Linked DNA regions of Mus musculus: regions 1 and 2 are each linked to region 3. Evidence: chromatin loops called from intact Hi-C (ENCODE). Cell type or tissue: heart. All regions are shown on one strand.

Evidence for each region. A loop is a pair of places that touch in the nucleus more often than their neighbours do. Peaks named below come from ENCODE experiments on the same cell type or tissue, not always from the same donor. Only the 100,000 strongest peaks of a DNase experiment are listed, where the experiment ranks them.
Region 1: a loop joins it to region 3, with 2.1 times the contacts of the local background. A loop is called at or near these places in 4 of 42 quality-filtered maps.
Region 2: it touches region 3 in a loop (2.2-fold over the local background); 4 of 42 quality-filtered maps call a loop at or near these places.

Annotation. Positions count from the first base shown.
Region 1 is chr10:121,833,946-121,841,945 of GRCm38, reverse strand. It overlaps Srgap1 (SLIT-ROBO Rho GTPase activating protein 1), which reads left to right. Exons shown (of 22, transcript NM_001242411.1): 9 at 984-1,181; 10 at 1,832-1,916. Among named protein-coding and RNA genes, the nearest start is that of Gm46183, 43 kb to the right of the region's middle. In heart, no CTCF peak of the experiment used is centred here; DNase peaks (open chromatin) are centred at 4,225, 4,335 and 4,855; H3K4me3 peaks cover 479 bases; H3K27ac peaks cover 831 bases.
Region 2 is chr10:121,963,028-121,971,027 of GRCm38, reverse strand. The region is part of intron 1 of Srgap1 (SLIT-ROBO Rho GTPase activating protein 1); the gene reads left to right. Among named protein-coding and RNA genes, the nearest start is that of Gm51787, 11 kb to the left of the region's middle. In heart, no CTCF peak of the experiment used is centred here; no DNase peak of the experiment used is centred here.
Region 3 is chr10:121,901,168-121,909,167 of GRCm38, reverse strand. The region is part of intron 3 of Srgap1 (SLIT-ROBO Rho GTPase activating protein 1); the gene reads left to right. Among named protein-coding and RNA genes, the nearest start is that of Gm51787, 73 kb to the left of the region's middle. In heart, no CTCF peak of the experiment used is centred here; DNase peaks (open chromatin) are centred at 4,937 and 6,277.

The DNA.
Region 1 (8,000 bases), 67 kb after region 3:
CCCAATGTACCACCATCACACAGGACAGTTTTGGTGGTAGGAGAGCCCTGATTGTCCATCGGTGCAAGGCTTTATAGTAAGCAGCAAGCAGGGAATGTGTGTGCAAGCAACTCATTGGAAAGCTGCCGTGGCCTTTAACATGATTGGCTGCTGCTGGAGTTAGATCATAGACTTAGCTTCTGCTCCCTTCTGCTTTGGTGGTCCTTAGGCAGGGGGTGGGCTTGGAACATGGGTGCAGGTTTGTTGGGGGTATAACCTGGAAACATTGGTCTTGTTGGGGATTAGCCTAGAGACTGGAGCTAGGCTCAGGTTTTGTTTGGGGGGGGGCAAAGCGTGGGGGGGGGACTTGGAAACTAAGGTCTTGCGCGCGCTCGACTGGCCAGCAAGAACGACGCTGCAACAGGATCCTTCTGCACACGTTTATTGGGAGAGCTTGATTGCAGAGGCGAAGTGACCCCAAGCCCAGAACTGGTGCTGCTTATATAGGCCTAGGAGAGGCGTTCTCTCTCATCTGATTGGTTAACTTGTCTCTCATCTGATTGGTTAACTTGTCTCTCATCTGATTGGTTAACTTTGGTTAATTCTCAAAACCTCATCTTGGCAAAAGAACATTTACTGCCTATGTATGTGTGGTGGCCAGCAGTAGCCAACTGCCACTCTGCAACTGCCACTCTGCAACTGCCACTCTGTAACTGCCACTCTGCAACTGCCACTCTGTAACTGCCACTCTGCAACTGCCACTCTGTAACTGCCACTCTGCAACTGCCACTCTGTAACTGCCACTCTGCAACGGCTTCCCACACTAAGGTACCAGCCTCTTAGCTTAACTGAATTCAAATTTAAAATGGAATCTGAACTTTAAAAGATTTGGCATCTCACTACTACGGTCCAAAGTAACCTCTCCCTACAAGACCAACTCTCGTGGAGTAGCATGGGGTTCTCAGAAGAGTGTGTTAACAAGTGAAATGTATTTCTGTCCCCAGGTCAAGAAAACGACAGAAGCCACCCTCCAGACGATCCAAGATATGGTCACCATTGAGGACTATGATGTGTCTGAGTGTTTCCAGCACAGCCGATCCACAGAGTCTGTGAAGTCCACTGTGTCAGAAACCTACCTGAGTAAACCCAGCATCGCCAAGAGACGAGCCAACCAGCAAGAAACGGAGCAGTTCTACTTCATGGTGCGTCCACTCCCTGCTCCCCAGCCTCTCTTGACAGAGCCTGGGACCACCGCTTCCCCAGGGTACTTTTATATAGTTAACGATGCCAGCGTCTTCTGGAGGCCTTGGTTTTAAAATAGGGTCACCAGAGTACCCTCAAAGTTCCCGATTCAGCCTGTCTGGGTAGAGCTTAGGAGTTAGGACCTCTCTAAAACTGGCTGGGGGGGGGAGGGGGGGAGATACAGCACAGTGAAGATGGCTTTTTGGGTTGCTCCTCCATCTTATTTTTGAGACAGATTTCTCTCTGAACCAGTGAGCACCCAGAATCTTCCTGTTTCTCTCCCCACCCTAGTGCTAGGGTTACTGGCACACCCTGAACCCAGCCCTCCAGGGCTTACACACAGTTACTTCCCTTGAGTCCAGGCTCTGTCTATACACACCACAGGGGAGTTTGCTAAAATGCAGCCTGTTTCAACAGGACTAGGGAGGAGGAGTCCTGAGCCTGCATGTCCAACAGGTTCTCAGGAGAAGGCTGAGACCACTAGACTAGAGATTACACCTTGAGTCCGGGATTCGAGGAGACAGACAGATAAAGCAGCGGGGTTTATTGTCCCCTCTGGGAAGTTTCTTGACACTGGGAGGTTTTAAGTTTCTACCTTGCCTTTTTGCAGAAACTTCGAGAGTTCCTGGAAGGCAGTAACCTCATCACAAAGCTGCAGGCTAAGCATGACTTGCTGCAGAGGACTCTTGGAGAAGGTCGAGTACGGGGAGCGAATGGGGAAGCGATTTGGCCTGTGTGTGTCGTATCGTGGGTGTTCTGTGAAGAGCGTGAAGTATGTCTGTGTGAGTGTGAGGCCCTGGAAATCGACAGTGCTGCCCTACGTTAAGATTTCAGTTGTCGTAAAATTTCAGTTGATGCGAGTTTCCCGATGATTGTGTTGTCACAGAAGCCGTTTTAATCTGGGAGGTAAAGTCAGGGAAGATGTGTGACTCAGGAGTGGAGGTTCCTTCAAGCAGGGGCCCACAAGTACCAACCCCAGTCTCTGCTGCCTCTGCCTTGGGCTTCTTTGTCCTCTCACCTCACCCTGTCCATGTGAGGGGGCTGGTACCTGTCCCATCTGTTGCCCTGTTGCCCTTTGGGATTGTCGAAACCAGTTTGTCCAGTCTGAGCAAACTTCTTTTCTTCATTAAGTATTGTTGGTAGTTGAGATATGATCTAATAGAATATGTATGATATAGAGATAGAATGATAGATAGATAGATAGATAGATAGATAGATAGATAGATAGATAGATAGATAAATAGATAGATAGATAGATAGATGTGTGTATATATACATATATATATGTGATATATGTACATATATGTCTGTGTATATATATAAATATGTGTGTATATGTACACACACACATATATATGCATTGCAGTGTCTGGTTACAGAAACAATAGCACCGAATACTTACAAAGCATTCTCAGAGCCATGTGTTGTTCTGAACTGTATTCTCAATCGGGCCCTGCTACGTTTCCTCATCTTTCTGGGGGAGACTGGAGGTGAGGGGGTGTGCACTGCAAACAGAGGGGGCTACACAAACATCATTACTTCTCTGTCTTCATAGAAATGTAAAAGGAAAAATGAATACACATAGGCAAAGCCATGGCTTACTTTAGCGTCTGAAGTTCTAAAGCTTCGGTTTTCTGTTCATACTAGATCTTTCTGGGCATTGTAAGAAATGAAAGAGAACACCGCAGAATGGGGTGGGGGAGGGGAGGTCGAGGTGGAGGTGTGTGAATGGCTGAATTCAAAAGAGACTCCCAAAGCTGGAGAGGTGGCTCGCTAGGCCATTATGAATACTTGTTGGGGTCTGAGTTAGGGTCCTGGGAATCCGATGCCCTCTTCTGGCCTCTTTAGGAAACACACACACACACACACACACACACACACACACACACACAGAGAGAGAGAGAGACTGATTCACATACATTCAAGCAACACACTCATGCACATAAAATAAAAATAATTAAATCCTTTTTTTTTTTTAAGAGATTCCCATCCTGTACCTGAGTTCTTGCCACCCACCATTCTGGAAACTTTCTTGCCCATAAAGCAGTTTATCCACCTTACCTTACCTTACGGTTCTCCCCTAAGAACCCCTCATCCTTAGAGAATGGCCATAAGGAAAAAGCTGTCATGTGTGTCCTCGGGGTTCCCCAGCCTTCAAGTTGAAAGACAATCGTACCGAAGGAAAAAAGTGGGAGGGACTTAACTGTTAAAAAGATAATAATAACCCAATGCAGTGTGTCAACTTTAACTAAAGTCTGAATCAAAAGGCACAACTTATAAAGGCCATTTTGAGCATAATAGGAAATGGATATAATCTATAGGTTAAATATTATTGACTTAATTTTCCTCTGTTATAATGATACTGTGGTTATAAAGAAGAATGTCTGCAAAAAAAATAGAAAAAGAAGAAGAAGAATGTCTATATTCTTAAATTTAAAAAAAAATTAAAATTGCCACAATGTCTGGAACTTACTTCCCCGTGGCATGGCTCGGGATTTTCTAAAGGACAGAGAGACAGATGACAGACAGACAGACAATTATGCAATCTCAGTAAAGGTGATCAGGGTATTTCTTGTACTGTTCTTTGGTCTCTTCTGTAGGTTAAAACTTTATACTTAAGCTTTACCTTTGAATAGTTTTCTTAAATACCCGTGTCCTACACCCCTGTTTCTCATAATAAACTCCCTTTTTCCTCCCATTTTCTACAAGCACCTGATATATTCAGCAATGCCCTCGAGGTCCCTTGCTGCCCCCAGAGGATGACTTCTCCTCGTGTGAAAAAATGCTTTAAATGCTCTCAGGCACCAAAGTGCTCCCTCCACGCCTGAGAGCCACTGTGGACTTGGTGGGACTGGGGGCTCTGTGCCATGAGGATGTGCTCACCTCCTGGCACTGTAAGCAGGCAAGCGTTAATGTGGCCCGGAGCCACGCTCTGCAGCTTTTATGGTCGGCATTCAGCATACATTCTTTTATGTCTCCTAGAGAGAAAAGCCACACTGGTTAATGTTATTCTCCATGTCACTCTTGGATCGGGCTACATTTTGGCCTGTAGTCTGAGACCGTTTGCCAAAGGCTGTCCTTAGCCACACTGTGTAAAGCCATCATACCTTGTCAACACCAAGCCAGGATTCCTTTGTCTTGGAATTTCTTTCAGTGAGCTCCAGTGTCCCCATGACATAGCTTCGTTACACTCAGTAAAGTCTGTGGAAGGGACCTGGGTGGTTTTCGTCAGAGTAGCATAGACTTGAGTACCGACCTCTGCGGCTCTTAACGCAGTAACTTCTGGCAGCCTGACAGTCCATCAGCTGCTGGCCACTCACTGCTGCTGGGTTTAACCCTCCAAGAAAGGCTGAGCATGAGAGAGACGCCTCCCTTTTAAAATGTTCACCCCTCATAAACCCGCTGGCTTTCCACGAGAGCCCTGTTCAGTGTTAGTAGACTTACAACAGAGAAGGCTTAACCAAGTTAACGGCGCCTGCCCCATGGAAAAGCAGTCCCATGGTGATCTCTTAGGAAGGAATCCAAGTCCCATCTGCTTAAGTGAGGTCAGTAGTCCAGAGGTAAGTGGTGGTGGGGACAGGCTTGACATTTCGGATAGCAATACCTCTGAATCCTCCCAGACTTAATGCTGCAAAAGCTGCCTTCATCGTAAAACAAATGGAGCCTAGCCCAGGGATTTAGCAGTTGATCGTCCACAGATGAAACTCTAACGACAGACATGTGTTTGGCCCGCCTTGCTGCCCGTTCTTGGCAGGCTACCAGTGGGCCCCGTCAGTTCTTTGATTTACAACACAGCGAAGCAACTGGATCAGACTCTTAAAGCGGCGTTCTCTAAACTCAGAATCCCGAGGCTTTAAAAGGTACCGAAATAGAAAGAGACGCACGGGCTCTCAAAGTCACCTCTTCTTTCTCATGCCAACAAGGCTGCTGGCTCTTCAGGGATGTCATTTCTTTCTGAATGGAAGTAAATCGGCCACAGTAAATGAGATACCTAGGTATAAAACTGGGACACCGGTTTTTGTTTCGTTTTGTTTTGTTTTAAATCTAGTAACGAGCCTTCCTGTTCATATCAGGTTCTTTGTGTGAGGTATTTGGAAGTAAGAGGGTGGAAATATCTGTACAATTTCACTGCACAGAAAAATGTGACAGTGGGAGCCAAGCTCTCTGTTACATTGTTTCTTGTCCTAGGCATGACTTTTTTTTTTTTTTTTTGACAAAGGAATTAAGTAGGTTATCTTGGAATAATCCATTGTCTGTCTTTGAGTAGGAGTACAAATATTCTTTCAAAAGATAATTGGATTGTGGATAATTATGTCTTTTTACAAACGCACCACAGTAGACTATGGCGTTCAGAAAGAAAACGGGCTGGGAAGGATAGCCACCAGCTCTTTATCAGTCCTCATTAGGGAACAAGTCAAAGGTACCTCTGTCCAGGTCAAGATAGATACATTTTAAATATTATTCTCTACCTTTTTTCCCCCTTACCTCAAGTTGTCCACAGCCTTCATTTTAAATAACATGCATTTAAATTCAAAAAGTAATTCACGTCACAATTCTGAAGTCAAATGGAAGGGAAACCAAAGAAGCACTTGGGAGGCAGAGGCAGGAGGATGGACAAGGAGCCTGGGATACTGAGCAAGGCTGATCTCTATCTCAACAACACTCCCTCATGCCTGAAAGAATAGTCCAAAGAGTTGTTTTTAACCAAGAAAAAAATTAAACCTGGGGTTTTTTTCCTATCCAAGTGGCTTATATGGGATAGGGGTAGGGGTCCTTTACTTTTTATAATAATTAAATAATAAGCTTCCAGAGAAAGTGATTGAAACCTAAGCCTCCAGACCACTGGACACATTGACATCTCTTTTGGACGGTGATTCTTCCTTCCTTGATCCATTAATGACAATGCTGATTTGAAAATAAGATCTCAGCCGGGGCGTGGTGACTCACGCCTTTAATCCCAGCACTTGGTAGGCAGAGGCAGGCGGATTTCTGAGTTTGAGGCCAGCCTGGTCTACAAAGTGAGTTCCAGGACAGCCAGGGATTTACAGAGAGACCCTGTCTCAAAAAAAAAAAAAAACAAAAACAAGACCTCATTCATCAATTGAGACACATTGAGGAGTGTTATCTCCTGACTCTCAGCTCATTATTCAAAATGTAGGTTTTTAATTCTTTTTTTTGTTTTTGTTTTTTGTTTTTTGTTTTTTGCGACAGGGTTTCTCTGTGTAGCCCTCGCTGTCCTGGAGCTCACTCTGTAGACCAGGCTGGCCTCAAACTCAAAAGTCCACCTGCCTCTACTCCCAAGTGCTAAAATTAAAGGTGTGCGCCACCACTGCCCGGCTAGGTTTTTAATTTCTTATCTCATACTATTAACCGTCAATGAAAGCAAAATGATAGATATCATCTTGTTTATCTTGTTCTCAATTTAGGAAATAATTAGTTGGGATGTCTGAACAACAAAAAAATCGCAAATTTTCTAGGTTATTGGATGTTTTACTTTTCGCAATCATCAGTCATCGTGGTTTCTCTCCATCAAACCACATAGAAACGATTAGACCATGCTCCCCAGCTTAAATGTGTATTAATTTGCATATTGACACATCTGTGTAATTTTGGTTTTTAATTGCATCTTTCATTATTTTGCATTTTATCTTAGGCATATTAGGCAGATAAAGGCATACACTGGGATCCATTCCTTTCTTCTAGGATTGTTCACCAGGGTTTTCCAAAGGGAAAACAAAAGTTAGGTTTGAGTGTGGGTGTGCACGTGTGCACATGTGCATGCAGGTGACCACGCATGCCTGCCCACGCGCCTCAGAGGTCGGCACACAATGTCATTCTTGGATCATGCTGCGCTATGGTTTAGAGACAGGATCTCTCACTTAGGTAAGAAGCTCACCACATTGCTAGGCTGGCTGACCAGAGACCGTCAGAGAGTTATGTGTCTCTACCCTACCAAGTACTGGGGTCAGAGACATGTGCCAGACGCTCAGGTTTACATGGAAGTTGGCATCTGAACTCAAGCTCTCGTGCTTCATGGCAGACACTTTGCCAACTAAACCGCCTCCCCCACCCAGAAACTTAGCTTTGTGTGTGTGTGTGTGTGTGTGTGTGTGTGTGCGCGCGCGCGCGCGCGCGCGCACGCGAGTGTGCATGCATGTGTGTGTACATGTGTCTGCGTGTATGTGTGCATGTGAATGTCTCGATGTGTCTGTATGTGCCTATGTGTGTGCGTGCACGTGCATGCATGTGTGTGTGTCTGTGTGCATGTCTGTGTGTGCATGCACACAATTAAAAACCAAAATTACAGATCTGTGAGTGTGGAGAGCCCGGCCTAATCACTTTATGTGGTCCGATGCTACAGAAACAGATGATTGGTAAAACACCTTAGGACCTGGAAATTTTTCTACTTTTGCTCAGATATACCAACTAATTATTTCTTAAATTGCAAACAAGATAAACAAGATGATTCTTATCTATCGTGTGTGTGTGTGTGTATGTGTGTGTGTGTGTGTGATGAGGATTGAACTCACAGCTTCTTGACCACTCAGCAAGTGCTCTATCAATGAGCTACATCCCCACCCCAACTGCCACATTTTTTAAGGGAGTGTATGTAGTACTTGGAACTTCAGATCTGTCACTAAAATAAACCTCAACCCTACTGCCAGGGCCACACTATATTAACAAGTGCTGGGACGGGTCATGTTCTTATGTGCTCAGTCTCTTTCTAAGCAAATAATAATAATAATAATAATAATAATAATAATAATAATAATAATAAT
Region 2 (8,000 bases), 62 kb before region 3:
AGTAACATAGGGCTTTCTCGATTATCAGTGAGGCCCATCAGCCCTGACATCAGCTCATCCGGAAGGTATCTGGGGAATGTCTGCGAATCGTGGATCCATGGTTAATCAATAAGCTAAATGCCCTGGGCCTGATGTTCGTGCAGTTTTCTCTCACAGTCATTGGCATGTTGTTTTAGCATTTTACTTAGATTTCACCAATGCTGTCCTTTTAGCAATAAGCTATTACCATCTTTAAGAAGCCTTCTCCCATAGAGTCTAGATGTCTAGACCCCTGCTCTCTGTGTGGTTGGTGTTTTGACTAGAAAGGTACCCCAGTGTCTTCCCAACATTTTCTTGCCTGGAGTCTTAAATTTAGCTGAAATTAAGTTAACCCTGTTCACACTGTCACAATACTGACATGACCCATTGAATAGAATGACCCCTTTCTACACACACACACACACACACACACACACACACACACTTGCTGCATTTAACCTGTCTGCAATACAGGTTTGGGAATCAGCTGTGCATATCGGCATAGAGAATGAGAAGTACTTAGTAATAGACCTCAGCAAGTGAAGGCGTCCTCAAATCCCACACGTCCATCAACGACTGCACCAACCTGGAAGTTGCTCCCTCTGCACCCTGATTACTTGAGCTAACAGTAAGGGGGTGGGTGCTGAAAGCAGCTGTCACAGGATTGCACACGGGTATCCCTGTAGTTTCTAGAAGTCACACCACTGACATGTGCAAGCAAAGAAAAACACAGTGTTGTAGCCCTCAAATTACAAAGAAAGGATGTGTCAAATAATAGCCATATACAGTATGGCTTATAGGTAGACTCTCCAGGTAGACAAATTAGCCATATGCACGCTGTGTGTGTGTGTGTGTGTGTGTGTGTGTGTGTGTGTGTGTGTGTGTGTGTGTAATATCATTATGATGCCAACGTGGAAAATTCCACACCTGACCTCACGTGATGGGTCACAGTCAAAATACAAGCATACTAAAAATATTGTTTAAAATGCTTCCATTATGTATCCGAGGCCCCTATGAAACATAATTGAATCTCCTGGTCAGACTTGGGTCCTGTCCCCTAGAGATTTCATGATATTTATGCAGGTCTTCCAAAACCTGAAAATACCTAGAACTGGATTCCCTTCTGGTCCCCGTTTCAGGAAATGATGCTTTGCACAGCTGCCCTTGATTTTCTGACAGATTCCCTCTCAGGTGTGGGCGCCCACTAGCATCCTTCCCTTTGTTCCTTTATCTGGTAATTTTCATTAGGGCTGTGTCTGTCACAAATTGTTTACTAAGTGGATAGTTTTGTTTAATTCAGTGGATACATAAAAAAGTTATTTTGGCCAGTTTCTATGAGAGATCTTTTTTTTAATACGAAAAAAGGAAAAAGGAGCCTTCCCAGCACACAAGGACCTACTTAACAGAAAATCTAGGCTAAGTGTGGTTAGATTTAACTCTCGAAGGTTCAGGAGAACAGTTAGCTGTCTGTCACCCATTATCTGATGGAAGGACCCATGCTAGAGAACTAGGAGAGACAACTGCTTTCTCTTAGGGCGTAATTTCTACATGGTTTTATCGACACAGCACAGCAATTGGAAGTGTCTTTCATTTTACAGAAAACTATAGCAATCTTTTTTCTTTTCTTGGCAGGAATTTACACTGAGCACTAGGCACATTGGTCCATGCCATAGTCTAAGGTGTTCAGCGCTAAGACAGGAGGATCATTTGAGTTTGGTATTCAGAGCCAGCTGAGTAGTGTGTACAGGTGAACGAGACACCGTGCCAGGAACTTAGCATAACTACACTTTAAGCTATTCTGTATTTCTCCCGCCTGGAGGAACAGTGCATGGGGGATGGGTACTGTCAAAGGTGACTGGCTTGAACAGTGCTGCTTCTGAAGGCTTTGGAAATGTAGGTTCCAACTGGCCAATGAGGGGTGGCTGTGTGCAGCGACACGGTGACTGTGAATCACTCTGGTGATGTGTTTGAACCAGTGTGTCGTTGGTATGCAGAGCTGGAAGGACGGGGTCTGTGAAATGTTTGCATTTCAGATATATCCAAATATTGTACAGCCAAGATGTCAGCTCAGGGGACTTACACAACACAGACAGAGATGTGTAGTCGCTCTTTGGTACCTGGTAGGTCCTGGGGTTGAGCCCGGCTCATTAGGAAGACAGAGTGGTGAGCATTTTCGGTTTCTCATTTGTAGTAGCAAACCGTCTGTTGGGAAGATGCAAGGCCACAGAGTCTTACAACTTTGTCACTGCCTTTTACCATGGCCACGACAGAGGTACAGAAAACCGTTAAGATAGGAAGCTTGCGTGGCTGTAAGTAGCAAAGCCGGGGCTTTCGACTGCCATAACAAGCCACCAGAGACCCAGGTAGCTTATCAGCAACAGGAATGTAGATAGTCCAAGATGAAAAGCTTGTCTGATGAGCCCATCCTCCTGACTCATTAACAACCCCCTTCTGTGTGCAGCCTCAGATACAGAAGGAGCAGGAGGTCCCCATGGGGCCTCCTCTTCAGACACCATTCCATCGGGCCTTAGGGTTTACTCTGTGGATCTGAGACTGGAGCACTGTCTATTTCTGTATGAAGAGCCAGATCTTGTGCCTACCCTATGCCTTTTGCCCCTGCTGGAGGATGTCGGACCTCAGGCACAGCAAAGGACAGCATGGTTTTCTAGACACAGAGGTCAACAGAGCTCACACGCGTGCAACTGGACAGACACCGACGGTCTTCAGCTGCCTTTGGTTATGTGCAAAAGAAATAAGCACAGCCAGAGTTTGAACAAAATCCAATCACTCTGATTAAAAAAAAAAAAAAAAAAGCAGCAAACCTCCAGACATAGAAGCTTACATTTGTCACCAGGCAGGAACCTAGGCTCATACCGGGTGACCGAGCAGTGAGGTGCCTTCCCTGCTCCTCCTTGTAGCCCTACCCTGGAGTCATCCTACCTGGGGAACAAGCCTTATTCCCTCATTCCTGGATCCTGCCTCCTGTCCTCTCTGTAAGGTGACATGGAGAAACCACCGGTCCTTTTCTTGTAAAATCTAGCCATCTGGACAGAAAAGATGACTTCCTGCAGAGTTCCAGGGAGCCCACCCCCCTATCCCCTCCCCAGTGCCAGGAAACTTAGTAAACACCACTCTTCCGATTCCCTGATGGGCAGCAGAAAGCTGGACTCAGCACAGTTACTTTTAACTCTTTCTTGACATTAGTGTTAATAGGAAATTCTCCAGGGGCCAGCAGCTCAGCAAGCTGACCTTTCAGGTCTCAAAACTGGGAGGAGTTTTATCACTGAAGGGAGAGCGTGATGTGAGCATTGCGGAATACGTCCTCATGATACACACATGTACACACACACTGATTTTGTGGACTTGGCTGTTATTGCTTATCAGTCCTAATAACGACAGTTCATTTCTCTTCATTTCTCTGGTTCTTTCTGTCTCTGATTCTCCAATAAGCTTTCGTTCCCAGGGACGTTCAGTTTCCTAAAGTAAGTTACCTTAGGGGGACGGATAACTTAGGTCTCGCTCCTTAGAAAACCGGAATTTTGTGCACAAGTATTTTATGGGGGAATCCTTTGGGACTGACACACCCTAAGAGGATTGAATTGATATCACAGGGGAACTGGGACTGGAATGTCCATAGCCAGGGGCAGAATCTCAGGGGCGGGGTCCCCTTTAGCCAGGTAAGTTTCTGAGGAGAGATGATCCTTCAGACAACACCCCTGGCAGCTGCCGGATTGAGGACCTTTGTGTCAGAGCAAGAGACCTGCGTACCCATTGGTGCCACTTTCTGTCTGGTACTCTCTCCCTGGTGTCTAGTCTTGGAAAAATTTTGTTATTGTTTTTGTCTGTTTGTTTGGTTTTGTTGTTTGTTTGTTTGTTTGTTGTTTTGTTTTGTTTTCTTTGCTTGTTGTTTGGTTGTTGTTGTTTGCTATAATCACCTTGATGGATATTTGACTGCAAATACCTGCTGTGTTCTTTTGCCCTGAGTTGTGTCACGGAATGGAGGTTTGTTATGAAGAGCAGAGTCAATCGGCACAGTGGGGAAGGTCCAAGTTCCATTTCTTCCTTATCCTGATGCGCTTGCTGCCACCCTCACATTGGCCTTAGTAATGTCTCTTTCGATGTGGCAATTCTTGCCTTTTGTATAGTTTTCTTACAGAGCCATTGGCCCACAGTAAATCCTATTCACAGTATGCGATCTGGTAAGTTCAGACGCATGTCTACCTCTGAGCCCACCTAGTGGGAAGGCTCCTACCTCATGATCTTTTGGAATCCTTTCCTTTATATTCCCCAGACCTGTCTTCCCAGGCAACCTTGATCTGCCTTCTTTCACTGTATCAGTTTGTATTTATTTCCTGAGGGTTAGAGAGAGAGAGAGAGAGAGAGAGAGAGAGAGAGAGACCATACAGTAGTTACCATCAGTGTCGGGGATGTGAGGGAGTGGGGGCTGAGGGAGGACAGGCACTTAGTAGGCCCATGACGATCTGATGGAATTGTTTGCACTTAGTAGGCCCATTACGATCTGATGGAATTGTTTGCAGTTTTTATGACTCCAAAGAAAGGTAGTATGGCCATCTCATGTGCACGCTGTGATGTAGAAAGCCTCTCTCATTTCTTTCAGATACCCAGGAGTGTAGCGGCTGAGCCACCAGGCTGGTTTAACTTTATAAGAATTTTCCAAGGTTTTTAAAGCAGTAGCATTTTTGCATCCTAACCGGAAGTCAGTGGTTACGTTTGTTCCACATCCTTAAGGCTTCAGCATGTTGGTTCCTTAACGTGCTAGCCAATGTTAAGGGTGACTGTGCCGTAGCAGCTCGTTGTGGCCTCACTTTGCCTATCCTTGCTCAAGGTCATTCCATTTTCTTCTTTTCCCTGAAACGCTTTAATGTTTCAGCTCTTATATTTAGTTCTGTGACCCACTTTTCAGTTAATTTTCATTTGTGATGTTCACTAAGGGTTTGCTTTTTTTTTTTTTAATGGACACAGGTACATGTTGTTCCGGACTACTTGTTTAAAAGGCCTTTCTCTATTTATTGAAGCTGTATTAAGAATAAATGGACTGTGCCTGGGACCGTTTCTCGACTCTTTTGCATTGCATGGATCTGTATATCTCTCTTCAGAGGACACCATACTTCATTGATTAGTTATGGCTTTATAATAATAAGTCGTGTGATAGGTAACATAAAATCCTTCAACTTTGTTTTTCAATATTTTTGGCTAGTTGAACTCCTTTAGCTTGTTGGTCTGGCATCTAGCTGACTGCTGACTAGAGGTGATGAGCAGTTGTAATCCCAAGGATAACGTTCTGTCGTTAGACTTAGCTGTCCATAATTCCCTTGCTGCCCATTGTGAGGTCACACAACTTTCCTTCCATTCTTGAGTACTCTGATTTTGTACTGAGTTTTGTCAAAAGTTTTTTTTTTTTTTTTGCACTTATTGAAATGATCTCATGGTTTTGTAGTTTATTCTGCAGACATGATTTCAGCAATATAAACAATATTTTCAACTGAAAAATACCACCTAGTCTCTCTTGTCCTAAGTTATCTAGTTCTTACAGGTCTTTATACTACAAAGTCAGCAACGGAGGAGACCCGGTCCCGTTTTCTCCTTTAGATCCCAGGGTCAGCACCCTCTCTGCCTTTCATCTTCTCAGGCCTAGTCTCCTTCCCTTCCTGTTGTGATCTGGGGAAAACTTCCCGGAAGACCATCTTTGACCTTGGTGTTTTTCTTCTTCCAGAGTCCATCCCTGACCCTTTCCTTCTTCCAAATAAGGCTCTTCTGCTCCATGTACAGATAATCAGTGTCTCCTGCAGACAAGCATCTGACACCCGGCCATCTTGTTAGATATGGATGGACAGTGGTATCCCATTGATAAGGTGGCACCTGGGCCTAATCTGAGTACATCCCCCTCCCCCTTCCCCATATCTGTGTTTTCCCACTTTGGGACTTGTATGTTTCATTTTTCAGTCCTCCTCTTATATTTCATATTGCCACAAGACTGTAAGTGGAGTCTGAGCGTGGGGGGGGGGGGAGGCAGGGGGCGGGTCACGATGATGGATGGAACCAGCATGCCCTCCCATAAATGGAAGGCGGTTCTCATGTATGGGTTGAATGAGTAGATAAACATAACCTATCCAGTTTCCCTAAATACATATTTCTTATCAGAGAATAGCAAAGGCCTTTGATTTGAGCAGAGGGTAATTTCTCACTTCTGCTTTTCCATATGTCCCTTACGTCTCAGGTTGGTGCTAGATATGGGCTTTTCATTTTTGAGCAGTTAGTTTCTAGGAAACCTTATACCAGATATCTTGATTTTAAAGAACAGTGCATATTCTAGAAATGGAATAGGTCAACATAAGGAATCATATGGCTTCGAGATACTTTTTCGATTTCTGAGTAGTCATAGTTACTGACAATTTTTTCTCTTGGCCATTACCAAGGCGAAATCCAAATAGTCTTTGGGCGTGGGGGCTAAGGGGGAATAAAGGCGGCTGCATTGGCACAGACGCTCCCTTCAGTCCGATACCAGTGGAACCTAATAGCCCTTGTTTTGAATTTCATAATTCTAGACGAGTTAAACTTGAACATGTATCCCCAAACAATGGTGCCTCTGTTTCCCACCCAAAGGCAGGGATTGTGTTGTGCCTAACTGGTTATCAGGCCGCAGGCTGCCGGTCTAAAGAGTGAACTTTGGCAGGGGGGACTTGGCTCTCAACCCTGTTTTGCAGCTGGCTAGAATGTGAATAGACTCGCTGAAAGAGAGACATATCTTCTCCAAGGAAGAGCGAAATAAAACCCCTCAACCTCATAAGCCTTGCTCCTTTCTGCCTGCCCCATTTACCCTTCTGGAAAACACCAAGTGTCAGAGACGCCATTAAATACTCGTATATGAAGAACGAAACCAGATTGATCTGCCCTCTGCCCCCAGTAACCCTAATCCTCTGAGATCTGTTCTTTGTCACCTCACTATATCTTAATACTGATTTTCCCCCCTAACTTCTCCCACTTTAAGGGATTGGGAGACTAGCGCAAGTCTTTTGCATTTTGTGTAAGTCAGCTCTCTATCTTTGGCTATTATTTGGATTCAGACATGCATAGTCCACCGTACACAGGTGGCCCCATGTCACCAGCACAAGGCCTGCTTCTGACTCTCTCCCAGGGGCTTCTGGGTAGACCCTTATCAAGTCTCTACAAAGGTTGCTTCCTTCTGTGTCTGCCCCTGACCTCCCTTCATCCCAGAGCATACCAACTTAACCAAAGTGAGTTTCCCTGCAATAAAAGCTCTCCGAGCCTTCGGACTATGCAGAACTGCTGGCATTCCACTAGGTAGCAGGGACATCCGAGGTATGAAGGAAGCCTTGACTGAGGCTGATAATTGCAAACAACGATCCATTCCAGAATGTTCCTTATGTAATGCCACTCCTTCCCCCTTCAAAGGAACAGCCTGCCTTCTCCACCCTCCCTCCATCTCTTCCTTCTGCAGCAGGTGTCTCACGTCCTGCTTGCTTCTCTACCCTGCCTGTGCTGCCTTTGCACTCAGCTTATAACATGGTAGTGAGTAGATCATCTTGTTTGTTGATTTGCTTAGATGAGCACCCAAAGACTGGAAGGGCCCAACCAAATTCTTACTCTATTTGGCTTTTGATTGGATTAGCACACAGTAGGTGTCTTTATTCATGTGTGCAGGTAGGACTAGTGGCCTCTATGACTAGATGGTCTAGTGACTTCATTCCCTTGGTTATTGAATTCAGAATGTGTTCCAGAAACCGTAGATCCAGAAAAACTAATGGTTATCGAAAGTTGGACAGCGTTCTTGCCGCTAATTTGCAACCACAAAGAATAAGAATTGTGGGGCCTGGAGAGATGACTCAGTGGTTAAGAGCAGTGGCTGCTCTCCTAGAGGACCTGGGTTTGATTCCCAGCACCCACATAGCAGGTCATAACTGTTTAACTCCTGTTCCAGGGGATCTGACACCCTGACACAG
Region 3 (8,000 bases):
ATCATGTCCCAATGACTTAAAATAGAGGGAACAGGCCTATAAACTGCATATGTTCATACCACTGCATATGACCTATAGACTACATATGTTCATACCTTTACATATGATAGTGTTCTACATAGCAGATAAAAGAACATAATACTAAACATTATTAAATGTTTTATAATATACTTTATTCTTTAGCAATTTCATGCATTTATACATTGCATCTTGATCATATCCTACCTCACTCTCTACCTCTCTCCTGGGTACCAGCCCTCTTCTCTTTTCTGTCTATCTCTGTCCCTCACTCTCACACTCTCTGTAACCTACTGGGTCTAGTTACTGCTGCCCTCTGGAATGTTGGCCGTTCTTATTGGCTTGATCTCATGTAGAAGCCGTAGATACTGTGAGTTCATGGGTGTACGGGTCGTATCGTGTCCAGAAGTCAGCATTTGGTCTCCACTTCCACCACTCTTCCAGCACGTATAATCTCCCTACACACACCCCTTCTGCGGAAGGGGGAATAGAAAGGCTGCAGATGGCTCATTTCGGGATGAGCAGTTAACAATCACTCTCACTCCTTTGACCAGCTATGAGGCTCCGCATTAGCTTCTGCCCAGTGTAAAACGAAACTTCTCCAGCCAAGGTTGAAAATGGTGCTGATCCTTGGATATGAACATAAATATTTATTGGGCAGTTTGATAACATGTCTACTTAGCAAAATCACAGTACCATGGTCTCCGCTAGAAACTAGGACCTACTTCTCCATGGACTTCTGGCCACTGGGGTGGTTAGCTTTGTTCACTCCACACAAACTAGAATCACTTGGGAAAAGAGTCTTAATGAGGGGTTATCTACATTGTGTTGGGCTGTGGGCATGTCTGTCTGGAATTAACTTAATTAAGTTAATTGACTTGGAAAAACATAGCCCACTGGAGGCTGCACCGTTCCCGAAGCAGGGGGGCCTGAACTATACAAAAATGGAGAAATAGAGCTGACATGAGCAAGCAAACAAGCAATATATAGGCATGCATTTCTTAGCTCTTACTTGTGGATTGTGACTAGCTATTTGAAGTTCATGACTGTACTTCCCCACAATGATGAGATGTAACCTGGAATTGAAAGCTGAAGTAAGTCCTCTGTTCCTCTAAGTTGCTTTGGGTCAGGGTATTTTACTACAGAAACCGAAATGGAACTAAGACAATGAGGTTTATAGTACCAGACACAAATTCCCTCATGTCTAGTAGCCTTCAAATGCAACTAGAAAGTAGTTGGCTACACCTAACTGTCATGTCACTATTGTCGTTGCGGATGCATCTTGCCTGGAAGGTTGGAATTATAACTTTCAGTGTGCACTACTTGATGATATTGTTATGACTTTTACCCCTTCTGGCCTGAATAGACCCTTACAGCGCTATGAGAGCAAGCCTGCAGCGAAGCAGTTTCAGACCAGCTCCAGCTGGATTTCTTTATAGCTTATAAACAAACTATGTGGTCTTGAGGAGCCTGTCTTCGTCTCTGGTCCTCGATTCATTTAGAGTTGAGCATTGTTCAGGATGGAAGATAAAGATCTAGTTTCATCTACATGGACATAGACGTCTCTGTCAATATTTGTTGAAAACGCTGTTTTTTTTTTCTCCATGGGTTCTTTTGTTTGTTTACACTTTTGTCAAAAATTAGGTGTGTGGCCTAATATCTGGGTCCTCTATTCTACTCCATTGATCTACATGTCACTAGCATGTCTTTTGTGCGGTTAGGATGCTGTTTTCGATGCTATGCAACCATAATATAACTCAATATCAGATGTGGTGGTACCTTCCACAGTATATTCCCTTTGCCCAGAACTTTTTAGAGGATTCAGGGTCTCTTGTGCTCCCCAATAAAGTTTAAGATTATTTTGTCTTTTATTTTTATTTTATTTTGAAGCACTGAGTTCGTGTTTGGCTGGGGTGGCGGTTCTTGGTAGAGTTGGTACAAGGCTGTTTTCACAGTCTTCATCTTGCCAATCCACGGCCACACTATGAGGTATTTCTATCTCTAAGTGACTTCCTCCAGTGTGTTAATATTTTTAAAGAGATAACTTCACAGGCTCTTGGTGAGGTTTGTTGCAGCCTGTTTTGTTTAGTTGTTTGGTGGTGTTATTTTGAGACCATTGTGAATGGAATTGTTTCTCAGCCCTCTACCTCACTAGAAGTCTCACTTGCCTAAGGAAGCTACTGATTGTTGACTGCTAACATTGTAAGCCGCCCCTTTGCTGAACGTATTAACTTCCTTATTGTTTTTCCAGCTGTTTGTGCCTGTGCCTGACACACTTTCCTGTCATTATTTCAAGTTCTCTGTCTGAGATTTCAACTAACTCACTCTCTTTTGAGACAAGGTCTTGTTAAGTAGGTTAACCCAGAACTCATTATGTAAACTGGCCTGGCCTCAAACCCACAGAAACTCAGCAGCCTCTGCTCTTAGAGCGCCAGGGTTTGAAGTGTGTTCCACCATGGCCAGCCTAGCTCCCTCACAGGACTGTAGACCTCATAGTTTTTGGAGAAGTTAAGTTGTCTTTGTTTTCTGTGTACTTGTTTCATATGTTACTGCCTTGAGATTTATATATCTGGGGTCCTTTCGTTGCTCGGTGTATATTTTAAACAGCGATATTCTTTCATCTGGAGTTTCCACAGCATTCAAGTATGATTGGGATTGATAAAGTTGAATGTGTAGTTCTGAAAATAATTCCTCAGTTCAGGAGGAATTCAAAACAATCCCTCCTCAGGAGTTCAGGACGGCTGGTGTAAACCCTATGCTACAGCTGAGAATATTAACTGCAGAACATTCAACACTACCCGTCCATGGCTGCTGGACCTTATCACTGTGCAGGCGTCGTCCCTGGCAGTTAACAGAGACCCCATTACCTTCCATACCTGTTCGACAATAACGGAGGACGGCATGGAGCATAGTCAGACTCAGTCAATAAGGCTAGACTTGGGAATAAAGTACTGTGGTTAAAGGGAGAGCCCATATTAGATCTTTGATATTTAAAAAAGATCATGAAGCAGTTAAAGTAGCTGGAAGGGAGAATTGGGCTGGGGTATGGACTACAGATCTTTAAAGGTTAATGCTATGGGGTAAGTAAAGAGTCAGGGGTAAGGACGAGGGAGAAGAGATATAGGATGAGCAGGGGACGTGCACAGTGGCCAAGGATGACAGTGCGGCATGCCTTGTGGTACACTCTGTGGAAAAACATAAATGGCTGTCCAAAAAACCTGAGCAGTATACCTGCGAGATAGCAGAAATTAAATAGGAAATAAGAATCAAAAAAGATTCTTAAGGAGTGACTTATTAGCCCAGTTGGGGCTGGACTGAGTTGTGAGGTGAAATTCTTCCATGCCTCCAGCCCAGCGGTCCTCCACCTTTTAGCTGCAATCTCAGTCAACAGTCCTTTCACTGGGGTCGCACACCAGACAGCCTGCCTATCAGATATTTACATTACGATTCGTAACAGAAGCAAGATTACAGATATGAAGTAGTCACAAAATAATTTTATGGTTGGGGGTCACCACAACATGAGGAACTATATTAAGGGTTCTCAGTGTTAGGAAGGTTGAGTACTGTGGTAGCCATTCCGCAAGGTACTGGGGAGGGGTTTCAGGGAGCCATTGGTCTTCACAACCTCCATGTTCCCTGTGGGAGAGGGGAGGTTGTGAGGCCCTTCCTGGCTGTTCTCTGGGACAGGCACAGCCTCCTCTGACCTCTCTCCACCTGTGGGTCTGCTCTATGTGAAGAGTGTCCCTTCCCTTGCATCTCCCCGCCGCCCAAAAAAGAAATGCTGATTTTTTTTCTCATGAGGTAAAGGATAGAAAGATAAAAATAGAACTTTACATTTTAGTCTGAGTTATTAAACCTGTGTGTTCGGGGACTGTTCGTGCCTGGGAGGTTGATTGCAAATGACTTTGAGTCTATATGGTTCACACTGTCACGCTCAAAGAGCGACTTTTTCTAAGTCACTGAGCAATGTCACCCTGGCCTGTCAATCCCAGCAGCAGATGTTCCGGAAGACATTCTGGACTTCTTTCTCTCTTCAGGATTAAGCCTTGACTTGCTCCTGGAACCACAACTGTGGCTTCCCCTGAGTCTCCTGCCCGACTTCTGCTGGCCTTGGGGCTTCAGCAAAAGGAAAGCAGCCTCTCCCCCCGCCTGGGGGGGGGACTTTCTTGTGAGGATAATTTCCCCCTGCCTGGGGGGGAGACTTTCTTGTGAGGATAATTGCCTGCTATGAGTTTCATGATGTTTTTTTCAAGATAGGGTCTTCCTTATGAATTCCTGAGCTGGCCTCCAGCCAGGGCTAGCCTCAAATCCAAAGTAATCCTCCTGCCTCAGCCTTCCATGTGTTGCTATAATATGAGTGACTGTGCCCAACTCTAGCTTTGGTTTTAAGGGAGAAGAACCATGTCTCTTGCCAGGTAGAGGGGAATCCTTAAGAAATCCTGGATGCACTCTTCCTGAGGCTGGACTCGGGCCATTAACCCCAACCCTGTTTTCTCCATTAGTGTTTTTGGAAGGAACTCTCTGACTCTGTCTTCAGAGTTCATGTGAATTAAAGGGCTCTATTAATATAAAGACATCGAAATGAGGTTTAGGAAGTTAAAAGCACACACTCTGTGGAAACATGACCTGACCTCTTTACCCAGAATTTATATCTCAGACCAACCAAGTGTGAGACACCAAAGCCCTCTGAAGCACTCATTAAATATTTAATCTGCTTTGCCTCTCTCTCTCTCACTCCCACACTGACTCAGCACAAGGTCAGGATTCCTGAGTTGGTCATCTCAATATATTTACTTTAATACTCCCTTTATGACAGCCAGAAAACTTGTGAGTCAGCCAATTAATCCAACCACACAGGTCACTTGATGGGTGACTCAGTGTGGTCACATTGCTCCTATTAATTACACCCTTTGTTCTGTCGTCTCCTTTCCTTTCTGGAATGTTCTGGGCCACATGCCTGTAGGTTTCTAGTAACAGAGATCTGGCCAGCACAGAGGTTCCTAGGCCTTGGGAAGCTGACCAGGGAAGGGAGTAAGGTTGTTCTATGCGACCCCTGAGCGCCTGTGAGAATGACTTGGCCCCTTTCAGGTTCTAATCTGCAATATCATCCCTCGTTTCATGTATTCTTCTCTCTTGCTGTGGGTGTGTCTACCATGACGTCCTTACCAGAGCCATAATGGACTTGTTCTTCATGCTTTCAGAGCTAAATAATCCTTTGTGTGTGAGTGTGGGGGGAGGAGGGAGGGAGGACAGGGTATATGAATGTATGTGTGTGTATATGTATGTGTGAATGTATGTGTGTGAATATGTGTGTGTATAAGAATGTACATGTGAGTGTGTGACTATGTGTGTGTGAATTATGTGAGTGTGTGTATGTGTCTGTGTATGTGTGTGTGTGAATGTATATGTGAGCATGGGTGTGCATGAATGTATATGTGAGTGTGAGTGTGTGTGAGAGTGTGTGAATGTATATGAGTGTATGAATGTGTGTGTATGTGTGTGAATATATATGTGTGTAAGTATGTGTGTATGAGTGTATGTGTGAGTGCACATGTGTGTGAGTATGTGTGTGTGAATGTATCTGTAAATATACGTATGTGTGTAGGTGTGTGTGAATGTATATGAATGTGTGAATATATATGTGTGTGTGTGTGAATGTATGTGTGTGTGAGTGCGTGTGTGCTGTACACACACCTTTTTTTTCCCTTTTTACGGTTACCCAATTTCAGATATTTGTCATTTTACTATAGCAACAGAAAAATAATCAAATCCAGCCTATCTGGATCCTCTGTGGATGGAGAACTCTGGAGGGCAGAGTTCAGATCTGAATCCCCGTTATTCCCCTGAGGGAAGAAGGGAAATGGAGTAAGTATGATAACTTGTGTCCAGTGTTTAATAAGGACCATCCCAATAAGCCCTGTGGCACAGAGACTAGTCAGCATCTTTTGTTTATTATTATTATTATCATCACTATCATCATCGTCGTCGTCATCGTTGTCAGTGGGAAAACAAAAACCTAAGACCTGGACACTTACTACTTTCTTTTGTAAAGTAGTACGAACGTTGGCAGTTTGATTTCAGACTCTAAATTGTAATCACCAGTTTGCCCGGGGATGGTGATTGGTGAGTTAACCATGAAGTCACTATAAAGGGAGAGTCTGATTCTTCTCTGGGGAACAACTTGCAAGAATGATTCAGAGCAGCTTGCACGGTTGCATCAGGAAGAGGGGAGAAAACAGAGCCTGGGCAGAAGAAAGAGCCTGAGAAAGCACTTTCACAGAAAAACCTAGCGGCTTCCAGGAAGAAGGAATCGCCCCTGAGGAATTGCTTCCATCTGATTGGCCAGCGGGGCACTAATGATTGATGTGGGTGGGCCCAGCCCACTGTGGGCGGTGCCACCTTTAGGCAAGTTGTATAAGTACGCTGCCCCCTCCATGGCCTCTCCCTCGGTTCCTGCCTCCAAGTTCTTGCTTGAATTCCTGCTGTTCTGCTCAGGACCAGCCCTTCCCCTTTGACTCTGCGTGGTTTCCATTGCCCCACAAGTGTCTCCCTTGTTCTTCCCTGGTTTGTCACCCAGATCCCAAGGGTGTCTCTGCCAATAAAGGGTTCTAGAGCCCTGATCTGAGAATAGCCTCAGCAAGCCTCAGTTTCTCCCTCTGTAAAATGGGTGCATGCGACGCTTCTGGATGAGCTGTAAACTGTGATAAGAAATAAGCCCACCCCCTTTGGGCCATGGTTTTATCCCAGCAACAGAAACCAAACTAGGACAGGGGCAAAGGTACTGAGGAGGCATCCATCCCGAAATGTATCTCAAGGTGAAACGGTTTCAGTTCAAGGAAACCTGATTCAGTTTTTCTTACGTCTAATGGCATACAGTCCCCCCTTCTCTCCACGTGGGCATGGCCAGCCTCTCTCTCTCTCTGCCTTTTCTCTTTCTCTCTGTCTTTCTACAATAAAGCTCTAAAACCAGAAAGAAAGAAAGAAAGAAAGAAAGAAAGAAAGAAAGAAAGAAAGAAAGAAAGAAAGAAAGAAAGAAAGAAAGAAAAACGAAAAGTTGATCAGCCAGAACAGATTATGGCTTCGAGGAGAGGGATGGGTCTCAAATGAACATCAGATTTCTGACTCAAGGAAAAAGTGTCATTGCCCTGCAGACACTCTGTGCAGCGTACAATTGTAGTAATCCTTAAAAAAACAAAACCAAAAACTCCAGTGTCGAGAGTCTTAAACTTACATTTTCATCCTTAAAAATCGCACATCCAAGAAAATGTGCTACACATGATACACACACACACACACACACACATCATCATCATCATCATCATCATCATCATCATCTAACAAGCATTAGCTAAGTTGCAGCTCTGATTACTTTCTCTCCCCCTTGGATCAGAACCCCAGAACCCTGCCAAAACACATCAGCAAACAGAGTAGCATTTCAACTCCTGTAGGCCCAGTATGGGAGGAAGTGGTCTTTCCTGTGATTTTAGGGAGCTCTGAGTAATTAGGGGGGCTCTCTATGGAAAAGTAACTTTAACTATCTACATCTCAGAGAGCAGAGAAAACATTTTAACCCTAGCAAGTATAATTTGTTAGTATTTTTTATACAAAAGTAACAGTCGTTACCTCCTTAAGATCTGTGCACACCCCCCCCTTTTTTTTTTAAACTTTGCAACTCTTGCTAAGTGTCAAGGGTCTCTTCTATTTTCAGCTTTTAGTGGAATAGAACCCAGGTGCACACACACCCTACTGAATATTGATGGCCTTCGACAGTCCGGGAGTGGTCTAAAAGCTTGTTATTGTATATGCTAACTAAACAAGAAGGACTTCAGTTTGTCAGTTTAGAATTGTGCTCTCCAACAAACTGTTCTGATTGAAGAAGTGATTTTTAAAGGTATCTGAAATATTCTTTAAAGGAATTCATTACTTCTTGTTGTGACGGTGATAAATGGGAGCAAGATGGTTTGACTGGAATGGGGGAAGGT